Regions from separate parts of the Homo sapiens genome. Here region 2 is linked to region 1. A link is a loop called in an ENCODE intact Hi-C map of the cell type or tissue named here. Cell type or tissue: gastrocnemius medialis. All regions are shown on one strand.

Region 1 (8,000 bases):
TGGCATATTTGAGGAAGAGCAAGGAAGCCACTGTGGGTGGAACACAGTGAGTCAGGGGAATGTGGTGGCAGGTGAGGTCAGAAAGGTGGTGAGGTCAGATCAGGGAGGCCGTGGCGAGAACTTTTTCCTCTGAATGAGATGGGAGTCACGGGAGGATTCTGAGCAGAGGCCAGATGTGGTATGATCTAGGATGGAACAGAATCCCGCTTGCCGTTGTGAAGAGCAGGGGTCATGTGGGGTGTATTAAAAGTAGGGAGACTACTCAGAGGCCCCTGCAGCAATCCAGGTGACAGATAATGCCCCCTCCATGCCACTCTCCCTATTTTGCCTCCTAGAATTTCTCTCTTCTAACACACTATATATTTATATATATATAATTTTATAATATAAAAATTTATATATAAATTATATATATTTATATATAATTATATTTATATATAAATACAAATAAATAAATATAAATATATATTTATATATTTATTTATAATATTTATAAATAAATATATATAAATCTATATTTATAGTTATTTATAAATAAATATATATAAATCTATATTTATAGTTATTTATAAATAAATATATATAAATCTATATTTATAGTTATTTATAAATAAATATATATAAATCTATATTTATAGTTATTTATAAATAAATATATATAAATCTATATTTATAGTTATTTATAAATAAATATATATAAATCTATATTTATAGTTATTTATAAATAAATATATATAAATCTATATAGTTATTTATATATAAATATAAATATATATTTATATATATTTATATATTTATTTATAAATAAATATAAATATATATAAATATATATAAATATACATTTATATATAAATATATATGAATGTATATTTATATATATTTATATGTAAATGTATATTTATATATGAATAAATATAAATGTATATTTATATATATTTCTATATGAATAAATATAAATGTATATTTATATATATTTCTATATGAATAAATATACATGTATATTTATATATATTTCTATATGAATAAATATACATGTATATTTATATATATTTATATAAATGTATATTTATATATTTATATATAAATAAATATACATGTATATTTATATATTTATAAATATATATTTATATTTATATATTTATATATAAATATATATTTATGTATAATATATATTTATGTATATTTATATATAAATATAAATATATATTTATATATAAATATACATAAATATATATTTATATTTATATATAAATATATATTTATATATATATAAATAAATATAAATATATATATAATTATATATAAAATATATAAATTTATATATATAAAATTATATATACAAACTTTTTTATATATATAAAATTTTTTAAATATATAAAAATTATATATATATAATTTTATATATATAATTTACTTTTAAATTTTAGTTTATTGCCTGCCTTGTCCTGTCAGAATGAAAGCTCCACAAAGGCAGGAGTTAAAGACTCACTGACTCTCCTCTGAAAGAACACTACATAGCACATCATGGTAGGCTCTCAGTGACAATATATCAAATGAATTGATTGAGGGATTAAATGGGCTGGGGCTGTGGGTCAGAGAGGGTGCCCTGGAGACATCCAGGCAGGATTAGCTACAACAGCAGCCTGGGGGGTACATCTGGTGGTGAGAGCAGCGCAGCAAAGCTGCAGGAAAGAGGAGAGCTCCGGGAGTGTGGGGATGTGACCAGGTAACAGCACAGGTCCCAGAGGGAAGGCAGTGAGGCAATTGGGCAGAAACTGGGGAAACTCAGGATGATTGTTGGGGCTGGGCTGGGATTAGGGGGTGGAACTTGAGTGGATGTCTTCCTACTCCCTCCCTCCCAGGAAAAGTCTCCCCTCTGCATGGTTTTCCAGCTCAATCCAGCCTGGCCTGCCACAGCCACCTGGTGCCCGGCCTTTTTTTTTTTTTTTTAGACAGTCTCCCTCTGTTGCCCAGGCTGGAGTGCAGTGGCAGAATCTCAGCTCACTGCAACCTCCGGCTACCGGATTCAAGTGATTCTTGTGCCTCAGCCTCCCGAGTAGCCGGAATTACAAGCACACGCACCACCACACCCGGCTAATTTTTGTATTTTTAGTAGAGACAGGGTTTTGTGATGCTAGCCAGGCTGGTCTCCAACTTGTAACCTCAAATGATTCGCCCGCCTTGGCCTCCCAAATTGTTGGGATTACAGGTATGAGCCACTGCGCCCGAGCCAGGCTTTTTAATGGCACCCTGAAATCTCAGAGCCCATGACAGGAGGCCAAACTAGTACTTAGAAAGTGCTAGGGCAGGGGCTGAGCAGAAATGGGGTTGGTGGGCTCCCTTTCAGCCCTTCAAGGCCTGACAGCCCCCTCAGACTGTGGAACAGCCCGCAGCTGGGTGAATGTAAACACACACACACTTACTCTCTTTCTCTCTCTCTCTTTCTCTTTCTCTCTCCTTTACCTTGAGGGGAGGCAGAGGGAAAGGGATAGAGACAGACAGAGACTGAATGTAAGAGAGAGGCCAGAGAGACACAGAGAGAGAGAAGGAGAGAGAGGTGTGTGTGACAGAGACAGACGGAGACACAGGAGGGAGAAAGAGACAGAGAGAGAAACAGAGAAAGGGGAGAGAGATCCTTACATACAGAGAGGAAGAGAGAGACAAAAAGGGGAAGAAGGGTGAAAATGAGAGTGAGAAAAAAGAGACAGAGGCACACACAGAAACCAGCATGCCAGACAGAGAAGGGAGAGAAATAGAGAGAGAGAGAGAGAGAGAGAGCAAGAGAGAGAAAAGGAGAGCAGGGAGAGGGAGAGGGCTAACGCCAGGAAAGAAAGAAAAATAGAGACGGGGTGGGGTGGGGCAGAGATAAGAGAGGGTAGCTGGAGAGAGATAGAGAGAGAGACAGAAATAAAGATGGAGATAGAGAGGGAGACACGGAGAGCCACGCTAAGACCGAGAAGGTGGATAATGCGTAGCCCTGAGTCTCAGTGAAAACAAAAGCTAAAGATAAAACAAAACCCCCCACATCCCCCCCAAACAATAGCAGCAAACAAACACAACCCTGGGAAAGCTCGGGACATTTTACAAACAAGTGAGGAGAGGGTTTTCCTCCGCAGACTGGCAGCTGCAGCCCGGGCCCAGCTGAGGCTCAAGACGCGTGCAAACACAGAACACACGCACACCTGCTCGAGCCCAGACACGTGCACACCCCATCCCCCCATAAACGGTCTACTGCTGTGGACACCCTCAGACAGCAACCCGCTCTTGCATGAGGAACGCGTGCGCACGCATGCAACACACATACACACACACACTCACACATACGCACACGCACTCACACACATATGCACACACGCACACGGAGGCAGAGGTACATCTTGTACTCTGCCGTGTTCACACAGGTACACAGTGTACCCTCTCCGAGCGCCAGCGCTTCGTCCTCAACAAAGGCGTTACTGCCCTCTAGGGGACATTTTGGAAATTTGTGTAGGAGCATTTTTGATGGCCACAGTGCTGGGGTGTAGGGTGTCCTTCTGACATTTAGGAGTCGGGGAGGATGTTGGCCATCCAGTAATATGGGGGAGAGTCCCACGCAGCCAACATGTCCCGCATCCTCTAGGACTTTGGACTTTTAAGTAAGTGAACTTAGAATCTATTTCACAGATAAACACCATTTTTTTTCTCTTGATTTTAACATACCCCGAATTATCCAGGAACGTGGCTGTCATGTAAGTAAAGAGGAGGCTGCACTTTGGTTTGGGATGAGCTTTCCTTAGAGTTGTTGACTATTTTAGAAAATCTCACCTCCAAGGCCTGTGCCTGTCATTTTCCTGCACGTCCTGCCTCTGATGTTTCCCCTTCTCCTAAATCCATAGTTACCCAGTATAAGACATTGGGGGCCGGGCACAGTGGCTCACGCCTGTAATCCCAGCACTTTCAGAAGCGGAGGTGGGCGGATCACCTGAGGCACGGAGTTCGAGACCAGCCTGACCAACATGGAGAAACCCCGTCTCCACTAAAAATAAAAAAATACAAAATTAACAGGGCGTGGTGGCACATGCCTGTAATCCCAGCTACTGGGGAGGCTGAGGCAGGAGAATCACTTGAACCCGGGAGGTGGAGGTTGTGGTGAGCTGAGATTGCGCCATTGCACTCCAGCCTGGACAACAAGAGCGAAACTCCATCTAAAAAAAAAAAAAAAAGACATTGGGAGCCTCTAATCACTTCCTTGAATCTCCTGGGGAGTGTCATGCCCAAGCATTTACATATTGAAATACAAATCGTTTTCTTATAAATCATTTTTCTTTTATTTCTTATTTGTATTATAGTTAATACAAAATGGATATTGTATAAAATATGGATTTTCTTTTTAAATTACATGTGCAGAGGGCCAGGCGTGGTGGCTCACACCAGTAATCCCAGCACTTTGGAAGACTGAGGCGGGTGGATCGCCTGAGGTCAGGGGTTTGAGACCAGCCTGGCCAACATGGTGAAACTCTGTCTCTACTAAAAATACAAAATTAGCTGGGCGTGGTGGCACGAACCTGTAATCCCAGCTACTCGGGAGGCTGAGGCAGGAGAATCACTTGAACCCAGAAGGTGGAGGTTGCAGTGAGCCGAGATAGTGCCATTGCACTCCAGCCTGGGTAACAAGAGTGAAACTCCATCTCAAAAAAAAATTACATATGCAGAGAGATTATATTCCTAAGAACTTCATTTCCAGACAGTAAAGGGGTGTTACAAAATATCTGTTATGTACAAGAGGGCACTGGATATGAGAGGGCTGAGAATTGTTCACATACACAGACACACTCAGATACACACTCACACACATGCAATGGTCCACAAAACCACCTTTGTAACTCCCCTAACACACACATGGATGAACGAGATCTCAAACACTGACAGATAGGTACACACAAGCAAACTTACCCACATATACTTTCATTCACACAGACATATATATACTCATTGACCCAATATAGCTGATGATTCAAATCCTCCCACATATTCAGACACAACACAGATATACACAAAGTTGTATATTAATATTGTCACATAGATAAACACTGTCACGATATTAACACTCAAAGTTACTTACATATGCCAGCAGGCTGACACGCACTTGAACCCTACCATGTGTGTGTATACACACACACATACACACACAGGTATAGTACATAGAATCCCCCTCAGAGACCTATAGATATATATGCACCCAGAAAAAAGCAGGCAAGTAAAAAACTGCCCACATATACACACACATGCTCTAACACAAAGAGACAGATTCAAACTCTCTCACATAGATTAGGTGTGCTCACCAACACAAATATGTATATCCTGGTATATGTACACACACACACCCATTCACATATACACTCCCACCCATGAACAGACTTATAACAGCTCCAACACACACACACAAAGGCACACTCATACACTTTAGCAATACGCAAACAAACACAAAGATAAAAATTGCATATTGTACATATACAGACACACACAAAGACAAGTACACATGGGCAAACATGTGTACACATATAAACTTGCTCACACACAGATACACTTAACTGACATACACATCCTGCAACAGGTATACCGCTGGAGCCAAACCTGCTCATGTGCAGAGACCAGCTAACTCTTGCACTTGTAAGTGGACAAACGAGCAGAGCTGCCCAGCTGGTAGGCTCCTACCACAGCAGAGGGCTAGAGCAAGAATGGCTCCAGAGCAACCATGTGCAAAGAGAGGTGGTAACTGTTTTCATCACTTCCCGTTGAAACATTCCAGATAGTATGATTATTACTTTGCTAGTTTATCATCAGTGAGGTTTTGGAGTTTGGCCTATACCTATGTGGACAATGTTTGTTTTTGTTTTCTTTTCTGTTTTTTTTTTTTTTTAAGAGAAAAGGTCGGCTGGGCACGGTGGCTCACGCCTGTAATCCTAACACTGTGGGAGGCTGAGGCGGGATGATCACTTGAGGCCAGGAGTTGGAGACCAGCCCGGCTAACATGGTGAAACCCTGTCTCTAGTAAAAATACAAAAATTAGCTGGGCGTAGTGGTGCATGCCTGTAATCCCAGCTACTCCGGAGGCTGAGGCAGGAGACTCGCTTGAACCTGAGAGGTGGAGATTGCAGTGAGTGAGCTGAGATCATGCCACTGCACTCCAGCTTGGGTGACAGAGTGAGACTCTGTCTCAAAAAAAAAAAAAAAAAAAAAGAGACAAGGTCTCGCTCAGTCACCCAGGCTGGAGTGCGGTGGTGTAATCATAGCTCACTGCAGCCTCAAACTCCTGAGCTCGAACAATCCTTCTGCCTCAGGCCCCGAAGATGCTGGGATTACAAGCCTGAGCCATCACGCCTAGCCTTCATTTATGAAAAATATTTATTTATTTATTTATTTATTTATACAGGGTCTCGCTCTGTTACCCAGGCTGGAGTGCAGTGGCATGAACCTCAACCTCCTAGGCTCAAGCAATCCTCCTACCTCAGCCTTCAGAGTAGCTGGGACTACAGGGATGTGCCACCATGCCTGGCTAATTTTTTAAGGTTTTTTTTTGGTAGAGATGCAGTCTCACTATGTTGCCCAGGCTAGTCTCAAATTCTTGGGCTCAAGAAGTCCTCCTGCCTCAGCCTCCCAAAGTCTTGGGATTACAGGCATGAACTATTGCACCCCGCCTATTTTTCTTTTAATTTGATTTTCTTCTTATTTTTCCTCAAGTTTCTTTCTTCTACAAAAATAGGAGGGCTGTCTTATCACCAAGAAACAGAGAAAAAATAGAAGCATTGTATGATTGTTGCTATGTGGACTATTATATAGTATAGTATTAGGTGTTTCTAAAGAGAACAGTATTATTTTATTTTTCTGATTGTTACTTTTTTATAAAAAAGTTTTATTATAGAGTATTTCAAACATTAAAAAGTAAAGAGAATACTGTAATGAATCTCAGTGGATCCATTGCCCAGACTTACCAATTACCAACTCATAGCTAGTCTCATTCTGCCTATAACCCTACCCACTTCCCTCACTCCCAGTATTCTGAAGCATATCTGTTATATCATTTCATCCTTAAGTATTTCAGTATCTACTCCTAAAAGGTCAAGACTCTTTTAAAAATATTACGACAATATCATTTTTATCATTTCTTGGTTTATTGATTGATTTACTTGTGATTGGTATTTGATACTAAAAATTAACCAAATCTGATTCCTGGTGGGATTTCATACTTACTATCTTTTGTTTTTACATAAAAATATTTGTCAATAAATGAATGAAGCCCAACAATAGTTTAATTGAGTTGCTTTATGACTTTGTTTCAGAGTGCTGCTTTCTTTTTTTTTTTTTTTTTGAGATGGAGTCTCGCTCTGTCGCCCAGGCGGGAGTGCAGTGGCACGATCTCGGCTCACTGCAAGCTCTGCCTCCCAGGTTCACGCCATTCTCCTGCCTCAGCCTCCCGAGTAGCTGGGACTACAGGCACCTGCCACCATGCCCGGCTAATTTTTTGTATTTTAGTAGAGACGGGGTTTCACTGTGTTAGCCAGGATGGTCTTGATCTCCTGACCTCGTGATCCGCCCGCCTCGACCTCCCAAAGTGCTGGGATTACAGGCGTGAGCCACCGCGCCCCGCCAGAGTGTTGCTTTCTTAAGAATGCAGAGAAAAATCAGTTTTCAGAACTCACAGAGGTCTGCTGACCCCTTCAATAGAAAGATTTGGAATTTTTAAAGCATCTGGCAGTGCAAATTGAGAAACTGGGATCTTTTATGAGATGGGTTAGAATATTTTTAGCTGGAGCTCAACCGGCTAGTGACAGGGTTGTATGATTAACAAGTAAAGCTAAGATGCCCCTCCCAGTAGAATCTCACAGGTTAGCGGTGTGCAGGGAAATTGTGTACACTATTTTTAAGACCAATGAGGTAAAGGGAATAGGAAAGGGGCCATGTTCAATTATTGCTGTTAGGAGATACACTGGTGACAGGTCAAAGGGCATTGAGATGACACT
Region 2 (8,000 bases), 210 kb before region 1:
AGGTAACTTTCCAGGAAGCTAAAGAAGGGCAAGAAGGGGTAAGAGGTTTCTCTTCTCCTCCCCTTCCTCTCTGTGTTCTGCCGCCGCCTGGCCCAGCCCCAGGAAGTGGGTGACCCCTAAGCTGGCTGAGTGCCTGGTTGGCACCGAAATAAACTTGCCTTCTCTCTCTTCCCCTCCCCTTGCCTCTGTCCCCTCTGTCCTGGCTTTAATTAGCAGCCCTGGGGATGAGTCACTTGGCAGCTGGGGAGGGAGGCTGCACAGAGCTCAGTGAAGCTTCGACTCCTGCCCTGAGCCTTACGGGCAGCACCTCTGTGTTTATGCATGTGGGTGTGCACTGCTGCATGGCAGCGTGGCTGTGAAGAGCAAAGTGCAACACTGCATGCTGGCGCGTGGCCCTGCATGTCAGGGGGTCTGCAGAGAACCATATCTGGTTGCTGCTGCGTTTGTTGCTGTGTGCCACTGAATGTCAGTGTGTGTGAGCGTGTGGCTGGAGCGTGTGGCTGTGGTTGCAAGTGTCAGGGAACCAGGGAGCTTCTGGGTGAACAAACACAAACGCTGGACAATTGCATTCACCCCTCTCTACCTAAGTGTTCTTTATGCGATTTTGCTTACACAAACCCTGCACTTACATTCCCAATTTTCACTTGTCTTAGTCTGGGTACACTTTGTTGTGAGGAACGGAAGCCCACTCAAGCTAGCTCAAGAATAAAGGGCTAATGAGGGGACTATTGTGAGGCTACATTTCACAGAATCTAAGAACAGTTAATGAAAAACAGCCAGGCCTCACACCAACTGGAAGTGGGACCAGGAAGTCGAGGACCAAGGTTGCTGTCTCGCTGTCTGCATCTCCTGGGCCCATGTCTCATCTTTCTCCATCTCTCATGGCTTGCCTGGTCCCTGTCATCTCTTTTTCTTTCTTTCTTTCTTTTTCTTTTTCTTTTTTTTTTTTTTTTTTGAGCCGGATACTTGCTCTGTCGCCCAGGCTGGAGTGCAATGCCATGATCTTGGCTCACTGCAACCTCCACCTCCTGGGTTCAAGCGATTCTCCTGCCTCAGCCTCCCAAGTAGCTGGGACTACAGGCGTGTGCCACCACACCCAGCTAATTTTTGTATTTTTAGTAGAGATGGGGTTTCACCATTTTGGCCAGGATGGTCTCGATCTCTTGACCTCGTGATCCCCCCTCCTCGGCCTCCCAAAGTGCTGGGATTATAGGTGTGAGCCACCGCGCCCAGCCTATCATCTCTTTTTCATGGACTTCTCTCTCTGGACCAGCTTCCTCTGCTTGCCCATGGCCTGACATGGCCACCAACCTGGAAGCTATGTGACCTTTTCCAGCTTCAGGATCTGCCCCTCCTGCCATTGGACTGCAGTGATCCTCCAGCCTGTGGTAACACAAGGCAGCAAGGGGCCGTGTGAGATAATTGATTCCCTCAGAATTGGATGAGAGGAGAGAGAGAAAACACTTGGTACTTCTTGTTTCTTCTGCAGTAAGCACAGTTTTTATGTGTACCCAAGTGAGGTCAGAGCTGGTCGGCTCAGAGGCAAACACTTGTAAGATTGTTTTTGGTTCCTATTTTATAGCAAGATGACCTTTGCTCACTGTGCTTTCAAGTTCCATATCCTTGCATCAAAACATGCTGTTTTGTCTAAAAGTGCCCTCTTATTTTATGCCGAAAAAGCTTTTAAATGTACAGTGAATATTACCATTGCTACCAGCTTGTGGTAATTTTTCATAACCTCAGAACAACTGGTATAAAGCTACTGATGGTACAGCTGCTACCCAGCTCTTGGTGGCCTCAGGAATTTTGATATTTTATGAGTTCAGTGACTGAATTTATAGTTACCTCCAGTATATAATTACAAGTACACATTATCAATGTTATCAGCTTGATGCTGGAGCTTACTTTTCCACTAATACAAACCCTGCAGGTTTTACATTAATTACAGAGGGAACTAATGACCCCTTAGACAAGTTTTCACCTATGAATAAAGAGTTAGGAATCAGCTGTGCCAGTAATGACTGTTCTCCAGACACAGGAGCGATGTCCACAGCTCTGGCCTTGGCCCTGACCTCGCATCCTCTGGCCGAGACTAGGGGCTTCCCATCACCTCCTCAGAGGCCTCCTGACTCTGGCCTGGCACACAGCAGGTGCTGTTATTTTTAATAAAATTGATAGTTTTATGATTGCTATTAAAGCCATCTTCCATATCTAAATGGTAAACCTAAGTGAGAGAGATTATCCCAGGTTCTGGGCAGTCTCCTTCAACTCCTCCCCCTGCCCTTTTCTCACTGTTCCAAATAGTAATAATTGCTTTGAGTCAGAAAATGTCTGCTAAATATCAGGTACTATTACAGAGCACTGGAGACACATTATCTTTAATCTTTGTGGCCACCCTGCCAAGTAGGGGTGACTTACAGGTGGGGAAACTGAAACCTAGAGAGGTAAAATGACTTGCCCCAAATTGTCCATCCACACATCCATTCATTTATTCCTTCATTCAAGGATTTATTGAGTGCCTACAATGTGCCAGATGCTGCTAAATGTGGCTGATAGGGTGGTGAGTAACAGCCCTGCTGTGATGAAGCCCACTGTCTGGTCAGGAAATAGACAAGGAGACAGACAATTACAGACAATTATAGGGGAAGTGCAGGGTGCTGTGGGAGCACCACGGAAATATACCCAACCCAGCCTGAGGGCCAGGGAGGCTTCTCCAAGCTGACATCTAAGTGGAAGCTTGGAGCATGAGTAGAAGTTAGCCAGGGGAGGGGTTGGGTGGGGCAAAGTGAAGTGAAGAGTGTTGCAGGCCAGAACTGCGAGAAGAGTGTTTGGCACCCACGTTTGTGAAGAACTAAAGGAGTATCTGCAGTGAGATGGCACTGTCATGAGAAACGGTCTCATCTGGAAAGGGAGCAGAAGGTTTATCGGGAGGCTGGAACTGTGGCCCTGGTTGCTTAAGTCCAGAGCTGAGGAGCTGCAGGACCCAGTAACAGTTTCCATGTGACAATTGTGGGCCTGGGAGCCTCCTGGGTCGGCCTGGCCAACAGCAGGCTGGGATTCTAGTGGCCACAGTGCCCTCTAGTGTCCACTGGCCCACCTTGCAGCCTCCACCTCTGTCCATTGTCCCCCCACCATGTGTGACCAGGTGCCCGGTGCTGAGTGCTGGGGACACTGGGATGAACAAGACACAGCTCTCACAGAGCTCCCGACAGAGAAGGGGCAGCAGGCATCTGAACACAGTGTTGAGAGAAGCCGGCTGAGAAAAGAGCAGGGCGGAAGGACACAAGGGAGGTGACCCAACCTGCTTGGGTGGGGTCAAGGCAGGTTCCCAGAGGGCACAACATCTAGCTGACTTTTGAAGAACAAGGGGGAGCCAGCCAGGTGGGGAGATGACAGTGGGGGCACAGCGGGACAACAGAGGTACTATTACAGAGCATTTGACACACATTCTCTTTAATAAGGCTTGGAGCAGCAGAGTGTAGCTGAGAGAGTTGCAGGTGCTTCTGTCTGGGTGGGGTGCAGGTTGAAGGTGGGGGGAAGGCTGAGACTAGCTGGAGGTATGGGGTAGGGGCTAGCTCACAGAAGGTTCTAGGATGCCTGCCACCAGCTCATCATGGGCACTTAGTGAATGGAATCATATAAGAAGCTTCCCTACCCTTTGGGATCACAGACCCATCCGAGGATCTGATCAAAGCTAGAGATGTTCTCCCCAGAAATTAATGCTTTTCATACAACTTTAGGGGCTTCAAAGATACTCCCCACCCCACATGCCTGTCCCAAACCACAGGCTTCCAAATTGCTCTTCCTATAGATACGGAAACCCCGACAGAGGCCTCCAAGGCTCTGCATGCTGGGCCCCCACCTCCATCTCCAGTCTCACCTTTCTCCCCTGTGCTCTTCCCACCCCGCCACGTCAGTCTCTTCGTGCTTGCTGGAAATACCACCTCAGGTCCTTTGTCCAGGTTGTTTCCTCTGCCTGGAATGCTCTCCTCCTGCCATCTCTACTTTTTGCTCAGTTGAATTGCATTAGTTGGTGAATGTCTGTCTCTTCTCACTTGGATATAAGCTCCATGAGAGCAGGACATTGTCTACCTGTAGTCACTGCTGTATCCAGCACCGGGGACAGTGCCTGGGCCACAGTATCTGTCGAATAAATGCATGAAGGCCCTGCCAGTGTCCCGTGGCTGGGTCAGGCTCCTCACCCTTCATTCCTTCCTCCCTTCAGCCTCTGGTGGGTCATCATCTGAGTCTGTTCAGCATGCTCAGCTGTAACTGAATTCCAAAAGTGGTCCCAGGTTCAGGGATATTTTCTTAGAAATCTTCCTCACTATCCCTGAAACAAACAGGCTTCCCATGGGTCTCCTCTGCCTCTCTGGGAGAAGGGACAGACTCTCTCAGGTTCAGGCTGAGACTATTTACCATGTGCACACTTTGTCTACCTACCAAATCCCTACAAGAACTGTGAGGTAGGAATTTCCACTCCTCTTCCATAGATGAGCAAACTGAGCTTCAGAGGGCTTACCCAGCTAAAAAGTGATAGGGCAAGGACTTGTACCCAGCTTTACCAGGCACCAAAGTGTAGGTTCTTTGTCTCACCAGAGAGGGAAAGGGCCTTACCCAAAGTCACACAGCATCATCCCTTAAAGCTACCACTACACTTTCTTTCTTTCTTTTTCTTTTGTACAGGGTCTTGCTCTGTCACCCAGGCTGGAGTGCAGCGGCATGATCTCAGCTCACTGCAACCTCCGCCTCTGGGGCTTAAGCGATCCTCCCACCTCAGCCTCCCAAGTAGCTGGGACTACAGGTGTGCACCACCATGCCTGGCTAATTTTTGTATTTTTAGTAAAGACAGGGTTTTGCCATGTTGCCCAGGCTGGTATCAAACTCCTGAGCTCAGGTGATCCACCGTCCCCCACCCACCCCACTGCTCCCAGCCTCCCAAAGTGCTGGGATTACAGGCGTGAGCCACTGCACCCGGCCCAGCACTACACTTAATGTCTCTCGGCTCCTGCCAGGTCAAGAGGGTTCAGCTCTTAGGGCAATAACTACAAATGGGCACAAGGTGAAGCTGCTGCAGGAGCTAGGAGAGTTCCTCAAGGAGAGTTAAAAAAAAAAAAAAGGCAGATGCTAAGGCCAGAGCCTTGAGGACCAGGGCTTTGAGGGGTGGGCAGAGGGAGAGAAGGTCACTAAGGACCCACAGATGCCAACCTTGTGGTGTTCCGGAGGGCCTCTCTCTCTCAGTAGCTTTGGCTTTCTTGAGAGGAACCAGCTGCCCCAGCAGGGAGGCAGGAAGGCTGGCCTGTTGCCTGTCAGCTTCTATTTCTTCTAGATCACTGGCCCCCTGGCCCCTCCCAGGGCCGCCTTCTGCTCAGAACAGCCAGGGGCCTGGGCTCTGGGACCGTGAAAGGACAGGAGCACTTTGAGCTGGACCTGTGGTATTCTCAGGAGCCCTACATCCTTCAAAGCCAAAAAACTCTCTCCTTTCTCCAGTCCCGCCCATGTGGAGGACAGAGATGTTGCTGTAATAGGCAGGCAGGGAGCCAGGGCACCTGGAGTCTACTCTGACCTGCTGCATGAACTTTAGTAAGACCCTTTTCCTCTCCAGGCCTCAATTTGCCCATCCATAAAGTCAGGCTGGGCAGTTTACTTGGAAGAACAGCCTCTTGGCATTTCTTTTGATTTTCCCTCTTCTCTTCAGGAAGCATTTCTCTCAGCCAGTCTAGAAAACAACATAGAAGAGTGAGAGCTTATTGCAGTGAGAAAGAATATTGGCCGGGGCCCCATCTTGATACCCCAACATGGGTGATTTGAATTGCACTTAATATGCAGAGTCCCAGAACAACTCCTAAACATAGTCTCTTTAACTGTGCTGAAAATAAGGGTATTTGTGAAAAGCTTCTATGGAAAGGTTTCTGTACTCACAAGGTAGCAATATGGCTGAAGGGGCAGATTCCAGGTTTGGGAATAGCCAAACCGGGTCTTGATCTTGGGGTTCTGCCACTTACTAGCAGTATTACTTCACCTCTCTCCATCTCAATTTTCTGTTCAGGAGAATAGAGCCAGCGATACAAACTTGATGGGGTGCGTGGGGAGATTCTAGCAGAGGTGCACTGAGGGAGCCCAGCCTGGGGTTTGGCCCAGAGGAGGGACTGTGAGCTCTCCAGGCCGCTTCCTCGGAGGAGGAGTTCCCAGCCCTCCTGGAGGAGTAGGGGAAGGAGCAAAGTTTCCAGTTGCAATCTGGCCCGCAGCCCAGCTGGCCTGGCCCCGCCTTCTTGGTTCCTCCTTCTAGGGAAGGGCTGGGGAGGAGGGGGTGGTGACACGGTGGAGACACCGGCTAGGCCAGGGGGCCTGCCCTTGGGACAGGTCCAGACCCATGGAGCCCCCCGGGAGGAGCAGCAGGTAGGAACCTGGGCCCCGCAGCCTGGCCCCCTCCCTTCCTGCCCAGGCCTGGACCCAGTCCCTGGGCTACTGATTCAGCAGCCTCCTGGCTTCCTGGTTCCTGGCTCCCTTCTTGGACTCTGAGAGGCCTTTGGCCTGGGGGAGGGAGCCAGTTCAAGTGGGAGATCCCATGGGCATCCAGGTGCCCAGCTCTGGAAGGACCCTGGAACCCTGAGCAGCACAGCCTGTGGCCTGTGAGGGGTGAGCTTGGCTCCTACCCTGCTCTACTAGCCTTGTGTGCGAGGCACTGCAGGGCTCCAGGCTCGTGGCCTCTGAGATTCTAACACCAACATTCCAGCAGCCTAAGAGTCTCTGAGTCTCAGATTCAAAAGAGATAATGAGTCAAGGACTTGGGCTGGAGACTGGCACCTGAGAAGCAGTTGCCCTGATGATGATTAATCCAGAGCCTTCGATAAGAAGAGTCTCAGATTCAAAGATTCCCTGTAAGGTTCTGAGATTTGGACATCCTCAAATTCGCAGCTGGCCTGGCCCGCAGCCATGTCTCCTGGCTTTTACATGGGCTTTTGAATGGCCAGGCCCTGACCACAGTCTGCCTCTGTGGGCTTGTGGGGGACAGGGGCTGGCTGACCTGGAAGGGGTCGGCTCCACTCCCAGCTTGCTCTGGCTCCAGCTGACTGGCATACCTCTGGCATCTGCGCTGCACTGGGTAGGGCAGGGACCAGGCCCTCAGCCTCCCTGCCCTGCTGTACCTCCTCCTCCCCTTGGCCATTCTCCGGACTTTAATCGCAGGAGGCAGGAGGTGGAGGGGTCTTTGGACCCTGCACTAGGGGTGGTGGGGGCACAGCATCAGGGGTGGAGTGTGGGCCCCGCCTTGGGGTGGGGGGTAAAGCACTGGCCTTCAAAGCAAAAGACTCCTACCTGGAACCACCCCATCCTCTGCCTCACCCACTCAGCCCTGAGTCCCATCCTGTCACCAAGACCACTGAGACCTTGTCAGCCTCCTCCGCCCTCACCCTCCTCTGCTCTGGCGCTCTCTGCCTCTCTCTGGCTTCTCTCTGTGTCTTCTGTCTCGCCCTTTCTCTGTCTTCCTCTTTCTCTGTCTTTCTCCTTTTCTGTCTCTTTCGGTTTCTCTCTATCTCTCTCCCTCTCTTCCTTCAGTGTTCCCCTTACCCACCCACCTGGGTTCTCCCCCTTCTTTGGGCCCAGAGCTTCTCCTTCCTCCATCCCTTCCTCCCTTCCTGTGAGGGATCTTCTCTAAGGGGAGCCCCCATGCATCTTTCCCCCTTCTCTTTCATCCCCCCTTCCCCTCCCGTCCTCCCTACCCCTGTGGCGTCTGGTGTGAGGAGGGCTCCCTTCCCCCTTCCCTACTGTGGTGTCCCAGCGTCTCTGTGGCTGAGGTCCCCACGGAGTCACCTGGAACACAGGAGGCCCAGCCCGGCTCTTTCGTCTCTACTGCCCCCTGTTGTCGTTGTGTTCTGTATGTGGTTCGAGTGCCGTCCTCTCTTTCTTGACTTTGTGGTTTTTTTCTTTTTTTCTTCCTTCCTTCCTTCCTTCCTTCCTTCCTCCCTCCCTCCCTCCCTCCCTCCTTCCTTCCTTCCTCT

What was found. Peaks named below come from ENCODE experiments on the same cell type or tissue, not always from the same donor. Only the 100,000 strongest peaks of a DNase experiment are listed, where the experiment ranks them.
Region 2: a loop joins it to region 1, with 4 times the contacts of the local background. A loop is called at or near these places in 3 of 110 quality-filtered maps.

The regions. Positions count from the first base shown.
Region 1 is chrX:53,067,172-53,075,171 of GRCh38, reverse strand. The region is part of intron 1 of GPR173 (G protein-coupled receptor 173); the gene reads right to left. Among named protein-coding and RNA genes, the nearest start is that of TSPYL2, 11 kb to the left of the region's middle. RefSeq lists an enhancer at 3,186-3,687. In gastrocnemius medialis, a CTCF peak has its summit at 3,467 (motif pointing left); DNase peaks (open chromatin) are centred at 1,751 and 3,381; H3K4me3 peaks cover 1,247 bases; H3K27ac peaks cover 1,935 bases.
Region 2 is chrX:53,279,895-53,287,894 of GRCh38, reverse strand. All of the region lies in intron 2 of IQSEC2 (IQ motif and Sec7 domain ArfGEF 2), which reads left to right. Among named protein-coding and RNA genes, the nearest start is that of IQSEC2, 37 kb to the left of the region's middle. RefSeq lists an enhancer at 5,880-6,707 and a silencer at 7,628-7,827. In gastrocnemius medialis, a CTCF peak has its summit at 3,084 (motif pointing left); DNase peaks (open chromatin) are centred at 214, 3,054, 6,244, 6,744 and 1 weaker place; H3K4me3 peaks cover 1,989 bases; H3K27ac peaks cover 6,529 bases.